Regions from separate parts of the Mus musculus genome. Here region 1 is linked to region 2. A link is a contact called in ENCODE Hi-C or POLR2A ChIA-PET data. All regions are on one chromosome and are shown on one strand. The core of a region is the stretch at or near the end of the contact, and the rest is flanking DNA. Distances in the headings are between cores, read along the strand shown. Region 1 holds the start of Crlf2 (cytokine receptor-like factor 2). Region 2 holds the start of Dr1 (down-regulator of transcription 1).

What was found. A loop is a pair of places that touch in the nucleus more often than their neighbours do. ChIA-PET counts read pairs that join two places held with the same protein, here RNA polymerase II (POLR2A).
Region 1: a loop to region 2 is called in a map of left cerebral cortex, with 9 times the contacts of the local background. The contact joins the promoter of Crlf2 here to the promoter of Dr1 in region 2. A Hi-C loop is called at or near these places in 1 of 37 maps with a recorded cell type or tissue (left cerebral cortex). POLR2A ChIA-PET finds 5 or more read pairs at or near these places in 1 of 5 experiments (embryonic stem cell).

The regions. Positions count from the first base shown.
Region 1 is chr5:109,555,929-109,560,375 of GRCm38, reverse strand. It overlaps Crlf2 (cytokine receptor-like factor 2), which reads left to right and starts at 1,383. Exons shown (of 8, transcript NM_016715.4): 1 at 1,383-1,571; 2 at 2,762-2,858; 3 at 3,209-3,375; 4 at 3,814-3,956; 5 at 4,195-4,357. The coding sequence starts at 1,493.
Region 2 is chr5:108,267,560-108,272,050 of GRCm38, reverse strand. It overlaps Dr1 (down-regulator of transcription 1), which reads right to left and starts at 3,154. Exons shown (of 3, transcript NM_026106.4): 1 at 2,242-3,154. The coding sequence starts at 2,461.

The sequences.
Region 1 (4,447 bases), core at 134-2,633, 1.3 Mb before region 2:
ATCCCAGCACTGGGGAGGCAGAGGCAGGTGGATTTCTGAGTTTGAGGCCAGCTTGGTCTACAAAGTGAGTTCCAGGACAGCCAGGGCTATACAAAGAAACCCTGTCTCGAAAAAAAATCAAAAAACAAAAACCAACCAAACAAAAAGACTGGTGCTTGCTTTGAGAAAATAATCCAGATACACACTCCCTTGTGTCCATATTTATTTGTTATCCATGCCAACTCCTTGCTTGCCTGTAAGTACTGGAACCTCGTTCCCTGCAGATCGATGACCCAATTGAGGTTTGTCTGCAGCAGGAACAGATGTTTTGTTCCACTCACCAGTGATCCTAAGATTGTGTGGAGAGTCCTCTGGGGACCATGGGACCGTCTGCAGAGTTTGTGCACAAGGTGACCCGGAGCTGGTGCCGACTGGAAGGGCTGCAGTGCCCTTTCTTTTTTCTTTCTTTCTTTCTTTTCTTTCTTTTTTTTTTTTTTTTTTTGGTTTTTTGAGACAGGGTTTCTCTGTGTAGCCCTGGCTGTCCTGGAACTCACTTTGTAGACCAGGCTGGCCTCAAAATCACAAGAACAACGCACCTAGAGGTGTCACTGTTCACAGAAAGTAGGGTAACCTTATATTAATCATTAATTAAGTACATGGCTTACTCACAAAACCACAGGTCAATATGATGGTAGCCATTTCTCAATTGAGATCCCCGGTTCTCAACATCTTCAGGTTTGTGTCCTTATGAATGAAACCATTTTCCACCAAACTTTAGTAATTGGTGTAACAATGCACAGTGCTGCCCTGTTTGTAAGTTCAAATTTGTATATTACTTAAAATCTTTGTATGATTAAGTACGACTTTTGTTAAGACAAAGAAAAAGATATGTTCACTATTATCTAATATTTACATACCATTTAAGTTTCAACAAAGCGATTTACTTTTGTGCTGGGCCACCTAGAGACTGGGAAAGGGAGAAGCAGAAGTGACCTGGAACAGAAAGTCACACGATGGCCAGCCACCTCCATCTTGGTGAGGTCAATGTGCAACCAAATGACAGAACAAAGAAGTAGAGAGGAACAGACATATGGGAGCAACACCTCCCTTCTGTTTTTGGATAAAAGACACACAATTTTTATTATTTACAAGTAAGCCTTAAAAAGCACCACAAGAGCCGGGCAGATTAGATGGGCGGGGGCGGGGCCTTGGAGGTTTGGGGGCGGGGACAGGCCGCGAGGGGCGTGGTCGGGGCGCACGCGGAGTCCACCCCCCCCCCCCCGCCCCCCCCCCGCTTCCCCCTATCCGGGTGATTGATGGGAAGAGGAAGCCGGGCCACGCCCATGTCGGTGAGTCGCCGCATCCGTTTATTGCCGTGGCCCCGCCCCGTCGCCCCAACCCCCGCCCCCGGCTTCCCGTTTTCGGCTCTAAGCGGCCTGGGCGCCCTCGACTCGGACCGGCTCGGACCGAACCAGCTGTCAATCACTGCAGCGTCCGCGGCCCCGCCGGCGACATGGCATGGGCACTCGCGGTCATCCTCCTGCCTCGGCTCCTTGCGGCGGCAGCGGCGGCGGCGGCGGTGACGTCACGGGGTGAGGAGTGAGCGGGGGCGGGGCTGCCTGTCAATCGCCGCGGTGGGCGGGGCCCGAGCAAGAGCTACCAAGTTGCTTTTCGTCCCATCATTGCTTTTCGTCCCATCATGAATATGCAAATAAGGCCTCTGGCCCTCCTAAGGGCGATCGGATAGCGCTTCGTTTGCATATTCATTTTGATCTTTGCGTATGCATGAGCCCCGCCCTCCCCCCCTACGCTCGGCGCTTTCTCCTCAGTAATATGCAAATGAGACCTAAACCCCGCCTTGACCTCATTAGCATAGTGCTGCCGCCACAATCTCGCTCCTCCTCCTGAATATGCAAATAAGGCCTCTGGGCCGCTCCTTCTTTGCATATTCATATACAGCTTTCCCGCTTATATGCAAATAACGCTTCGCCCCTACCGAGTTCTCACTCATCGCTTCTCATTTGCATATCCATCGGGAGATACACATATTCATGAGCGATGTATTTCTGTCTTCCATCCCCTCATGAATATAGAATTGATGCCCTGTCCATATGGATCACTATGCATTTGCATATTTTCCCCACGATTTACATATGCACAAGCCTCAACGTCTTGCTCCAACGTCCCTGATCATGAATATGCAGATGAGACCTCAGATCTCCGAAATTGAATCTGCCCGCTCCTCATCATATACTGCTATTCTCATATGCACCAGCCACAAAGTCTTCCATCCTTTTCCCCTCATGAATATGCAAAGAATGCTTCCCCAGTCCATCTCCACTCTGGTTCACTGCCTGCTCATTTGTGTATCCATTGGTCGCTTTGCATAGTGGTGAGCCCCGCTTCCCTACCGCTTTCTTTGCGATCATGTATATTCAAATGAGGCTCCGACTTGCTAGCTGCTCATTTGCATATTCGAGAAGCGCTTTCCATATTCATGAGCCCCCAATCCTTTTCCTTTTCTCTGTTTGTGAATATGCAAATGAGGTGTCGCCCACCGCTACAGTTCTTGGGCCTCTCGTTTACATATTCATTCCCTATATTTGCGTACGAGCCAGAATGTCTTCCTCTGTCTTCCCCTGCCTAGTGCATATGCAAATGAGGCCCGGCCTGCTCCCAGCGCCCTAGCCAAGGGTCTGAGTCAGGGAAATGGCTGCGATGGCTCTTCTGGAACGCGCTGACGTCACGGGCTGCTCCCCTGATCCCCGCCCTGCCCCCGCAGGTGATGTCACAGTCGTCTGCCATGACCTGGAGACGGTGGAGGTCACGTGGGGCTCGGGCCCCGACCACCACGGCGCCAACTTGAGCCTGGAGTTCCGGTGAGTGAAGGGGGGCGGGGCAGAACTTCTGGTCTGTGACTTCCTGTCGGAATCATTGAATGATATATGGGAGGGGGCGGGATTTCCTCTCATTCCTCTTCACTCACTTGCTGTTCATTCTTTTAAACGCCTGAAAGAGTGGGCGGGACTTCCTGTCTAATTAATGATTGACAAATGATTAGGGACGGTACTTCCTTTCAGACTCTGATGAATGACAGGAAGGAGCGGTACTTCCTTTCTGCCCATCACTTTCTGTTTGAGGTGTTGAAATTCAGATGCTCGTGGGCGGGACTTCTGGTCCATCACTTCCCATCCAGCTGATCCTTCCCCCTTAATCCCCGACTCTGCAGTTATGGCACTGGCGCCCTGCAACCCTGCCCGCGATATTTCCTGTCCGGCGCTGGTGTCACTTCCGGGTGCATCCTCCCCGCGGCGAGGGCGGGGCTGCTGGAGCTGGCACTGCGCGACGGAGGCGGGGCCATGGTGTTTAAGGCTAGGCAGCGCGCGTCCGCCTGGCGTGAGTGGTGTGGGCGTGACATGGAGGGAGGGGGCGGGGCCTTGGGCGGAAGTACGCAGGAAGTTGCCTGATGATGTCTCTTCAACTCCCACTGAGTGGGGCAAACAGGAACTGGGCGGCGCTTAGACGGGAAGTTGGTCTTTGATACCGGAATTGGGCTCCAGGGGTTAGGCAGTGCTCTGATGATGTCACAGCTGCGCCTTTGGACTCCGGTGGGCGGAGCATAGACAGAAAGTGGTTCTTAGGAATGGGAAGTAGGCGTGTCCTGCTCTCTGAAGTGCGCCCCTTCCCTCATCCCGATGGGCATGGCCTTCATGAAACAGGCGGGGGTGGGACAGAAAGTGATGTCACCGCCACAACACCCAGACTCTCGGTGGGTGTGGATTAAGCCAAATGAGGTCACAGCAGCTCCTCCCACCCCCACCTTCCCCACCGCAGTGAAGCCCCGCCCACCTTGGAATGTGACGCTGCTCTGGACACCAGACGGGGACGTGACTGTCTCCTGGCCTGCCCACTCCTACCTGGGCCTGGACTACGAGGTGCAGCACCGGGAGAGCAATGACGATGAGGACGCCTGGCAGGCGAGTGAATTCATGGGGGGCAGGGCCGGCCCCTCCGTGACCTCTGACCCCACCTGCGACCTCCTGCCCCCGCACACTGCGTTTTCCAACCCTAACAATAGATGCATGGCCTTTGACCCCACCCATGACATTTGAATCCTTCCCGCCTCAGCCCGACCTCTCTCGCCTCTGGCCCCAAACTGTGACCTCTGAACCCTCCAGTGACCTCCGACCCCCTACAACCCCCCCCTCTCCGCAGACGACCTCAGGGCCCTGCTGTGACTTGACAGTGGGCGGGCTCGACCCCGTACGCTGCTATGACTTCCGGGTTCGGGCGTCGCCCCGGGCCGCGCACTATGGCCTGGAGGCGCAGCCTAGCGAGTGGACAGCGGTGACAAGGCTTTCCGGGGCAGCATCCGCGGGTGAGGGCTTGGCCTGGGGTTGTCAAGGCTTCACTGCGGGTGGGTGGTTGGCAGGGCCTGGGTGACTGAAAGACGGGTGGGCGTGACCTG
Region 2 (4,491 bases), core at 1,905-4,404:
ACACTTCAATCATGTCAACTGGAACTCTAAATATATCCTAGAAAAGAATGAGCTTTCCCCCAGGAAGACAGATTGTGTCATTAGATTTTTGGAACAATCACCATTTCTGTGGTTACAAACAAATGTTTAGGCAGATCCTACTGAAATCTGCCATTTTCATTAAAAAGTTGATGCTTGACAAAGGCAGTTCTTCTATTCCTTCATAAAGAGTCAAAGGAAATGCTAGCTATTTGTTAAATATCTTCTCAAAGACTTAAAAACTCAAAAAAAGAAAAACACATTGGCTTCCATTTTTCTTACCACTCAGCAAACCAAACAAGAAGGAAAAAAAAAAAAAAAACCCAGTTTTTTTTGTTTGTTTGTTTTGTTTTTCAAGACAGAGTTACTCTGTATAGCCCTGGCTATCCTGGAACTCACTCTGTAGGCCAGGCTGGCCTCGAACTCAGAAATCCACCTGCCTCTGCCTCCCGAGTGCTGGGATTAAAGGCATGCGCCACCACGCCCAGCTCTAAAAATACCAGTTTTAAGAATTAAGTATGTCGGCTGGAAATATAGCTCTGCAGTGCAGTGCTTACCTAGCACACATAAGTTCAGCACATACACACAAAAGAATCAAATAAGCAACAGGGAACGGTGGTTATATGTCCATAATCCCAGTATTCAAGATACTGCAGGAAGAGACTCTTAAGTTTAAGGCCAGGCTAGGCAACACAGTAGGATCCTATTATCATCTTGCCTTTCCTAACCCTAAAAAAAAAAATTGCTTTTTTTTCTTAGTTATCTACTATGTACTGAAATGGCAGAGTATATGTGTATATAATATGACTATTTATATACATACACACACACACACCATCATGGCTCCACTACCTACTGGGATTGACTTCTGCCATGCTAAGTACTCAGCCTTGAGAGACACCCTCATCACAGCAGGATGTATTTTTAATCTACCATCAGCAGAGGATAAAGGCTCAAAATTAATCAATTGATCTTCTTGTCAATATTGACGGTGTAAAATGGATATGCTCCATACGAATACATGTGCTCTCTATTTGACATTAACAAGAAAGTAAAATTATTTAACACTTAACTTTATAAAAAGGCAATGGTAGAGAACTACCTGCCGAGTATGATTAAATTTGTTCCTTTTAACTTTAAATAAAAGTAATCAAGAAATTGTTCGCATTTCCAATAGATTATTATAAAACAGAAGTGACTGTCTCAAACTGAATGCAACCTTCTCCTAAGAGTTCATGAAAAACCACAGAAAGTACTTCCCAAAATTTGCCAAGAGCACTTTTGTCTCCTTTTCCTGTAACCATCAAAGTCTCCTAGTCTTTTCCAGCATAAGGAAGAAACTGTCGAAACTTTTAGATGTGCTTTTCAATAAAAGATAAATGTATAAACACATCCAAAGGGGACCAGCAGGCGAGAAGGACCGGCAACAGAATGCTGACTAGCGTGTGTCAGGCCCTACGTTCAAGCCCCAGGACTGTCGTTCCCGCCCTGCCCCAGTCATCTTTTACAAATAATCTTCAAAGAACAATCAATAGTTGGAGGGAGTCAAAAAGAAAAAAATGTGGTGCTCGCTTTGGTTACCTGGTGATGACTGTTCCACCTTCTTAGCGATTTTAAAGCAAAAATATACTTCCTTTTTGAAAAGCAATTAACTTTACAACACTTAACACACTCATGTCAATATTTTTTTTTAACTCAATGCTAGGACCCTTGTGCAAGATTGCTAGATGATACACCACTGACCTCCGTCACCAGCCCAAGGGTTTTTCCTACCCCTGTGTTCAAAAATGAATCTTTTCCTCGATACAGGTGAGGGAGAGGTACTCTCTGACTCAACTCATGCTCGAAGTTCTAAAATTTAACTTTCCAAGAGAGAACTTTGAGTTTCCTTTCTCAGTTGTTATTATCCACGTTTAGCTGTGGGCAGTCAATTCTTGTTGTTTTAAGACCTGATTGGAAACTGTACTAGTGAGGGGTTGCGGATGTCTGTTGACCCTAATGTCTGCACTCCTTATTTGCACTAGCCGGATGAAAACAATGTCAGAAGAATGCTACATAGGTGTTTTCTTAAGGTACAAGCTGTCTCTATGCCGTTTTGACTTTTCATTAACTGTGCTTACTAGTGAAGTGGAATGAAGGCTCTGTGACGCCAAGTGGTTACTCTATTAGCTTGACTGTTCCCCTGATCCTTCATCGAAACCAAATCCCACACAAATCGCTTACCTTGTATAACATGCTCTGGTGAAATTGTCTTCTTTTCTGACTTGTTACAAATCTCGTTGGCTTCAGAAGATATAAGGTGAATGAATTCCGTGCAGCAGTTCACTACCAGCTCTCGGGCATCGTTGGCCACCCGGACATTAGGAAGAGTCTCTTTGATCATCTTATTTATAGCAGCTCTGGGGATAGTGAGATCATCGTCGTTGCCAGACGAGGAAGCCATCGTATCTTCCTGTCTTTCAAGCCCCAACTTTTAAACTCCTCGCCTCTGGTCCACCACTCCACGAAGATTTCTCAACAGGCTGTCCCTGGAGAGGGATGTTGGGGTCCGGGAAGCTCAGAGAAGAGAGTGCAGAAACCAGGAAGGAGGGCTGGAGGGCAGGGAACACCCACTGTGTGAGAGATTTTAGTGGGAATATGAAGGAAAGGTCAGGGGGCTGAGGGTTCTAGGGACACCACTCCCAGGGCTGGAGAACCACCCTGCGTGTCGCCTCAAACGGACTGGCGCTGTCGTCTAACCGAACCTAAACGGCACGGGAGCGCACGCAAGACAGAGGAATACCCGCCCGGCCGCGGTCCCGGGCGGACACTGAGCAGGGTCAGCTCTACAGAGCCGGAGCCCCCGAGGACGCCGCCACCAGCAGCGGTTGCAGCCGCCTCGGCCAAACCATCCTTCAGGCACCCGCGCCGCCGCCTCACAACATGTCTGCCGAAGCCGCAGCTGAGCGCACGCCGGCTGCCTGGGAAACCAAGTGGACCGGGCCGAACACTGCGGGAGCCGCAGCGGCCAAGCGTGTGGCCGAGAGCAGGCTGTGCGAGCAGGAGCGGCGCTAACGGTGGTCTCTCTACGGGCCGGGGAAGGAGGTTTGCCGCAAGCTGATCCCGGCACGCTTTGCGCCACCGGAAGTCGAACTCCCCAGGTCCCACCCGCCCTCCTCGATGGATTTCCGTGTGCACGCCCCGCCCCTACCCCCTCCCGGACGGGCGGGAGCCGCGGGGCTTGGCAGCCCGCAGCTTCCGCCTGCCGCTCCCCCACGCACGGCGACCCGGCGTCTCCTCCGTCGGGCCCTGGAGCTCGCTTGCTCTGCGGGCAGAAGGGCCCGCGGAGGGCCACGTGGCAGGGGAGCCCTGGTCCTTACTAAAGAACTTCCTTTTCCTATCTCCTTAGCTGTCGGGATTAGGGCGCGGAGTGAAAAGAGCAGAGTGGGGAGGACAGGCCTTTACAACTACTTCACAGCATTCAGATCAGAGCTCCCTGTTCTCATTTGTGAGAAAGAAATGAAGCCTTCAAAGAAGTGGCTGTCCTCGGTACCACAAGTGGCTAAGTCAGGAAACTGGTAGTCTGATCTAAAGTAATGAAAATGTTTGGCATACCATGAGCTATGGCCCTCTGCATACTTGCTTTTGAAAGGAAGACAAGAAAAAAAAAAGGTTTATCTTATGAGAGTCCGATATCTGCTTCGTTCCAAGTGATTACTAATAACTAGTGCCACGTTCATCACAGAAATCACTTTTTTTTTTTTTTAAGATAAGCTCAGCTGGGCGACAGTGGCTCACGCCTTTAATCCCAGCACTTAGGACACGACACTCAGGCAGGCAAATCAAGTTCCAGGACAGCCAGGGCAATACAGAAAAAACCTGTCTCAACACACGCAAATCCTCACATACTGTCACATTAATTAATAGTGGAAAGTTGTAACTTTTGAAAGGACTAAGCCAGTTAAATCTACGTGCACAGTTTAGTTCATCGTGTTCTTTGTTGATAGACTGGCAGCTGGACTGTGGCAATGCTTTAAGATGTCTGGTTTCCAGGAGACTATCATTGTCAACCATCCCCTCCTACCCACCTTACTAGATGCAGCTTCAGCACTGAGCTAGAACACCAGCCTTGAGTTAATTTTTTCATTCAACATTTTCTCCAAAATGCTTGCTGGGAACTAAATATTCTTCATTATATCAGTGCTAGTAAGTTCAATCTTTGATTATAAAGAACAAGTTTCTTCTTCAAAATAAGTAAATTTTGGTTCAGATGTATAAAGACCTAGATAAAATATTAAAATCTAGATGGAATGTTAAGTCCTAGGTAACTGTTACCTGGTTAGCCTGCCATTTTGTGCTATTACTATATTATAAGCAAACTTTCTCATATGGGAGTCATGTCTACAGAGTGCTTCTGAGTTCTCCCAAGCCACTGTCTAAATTGTTTATACCTGCAACCCCAGCTTTTCTTTATTTTATTTTATTTTATTTTAT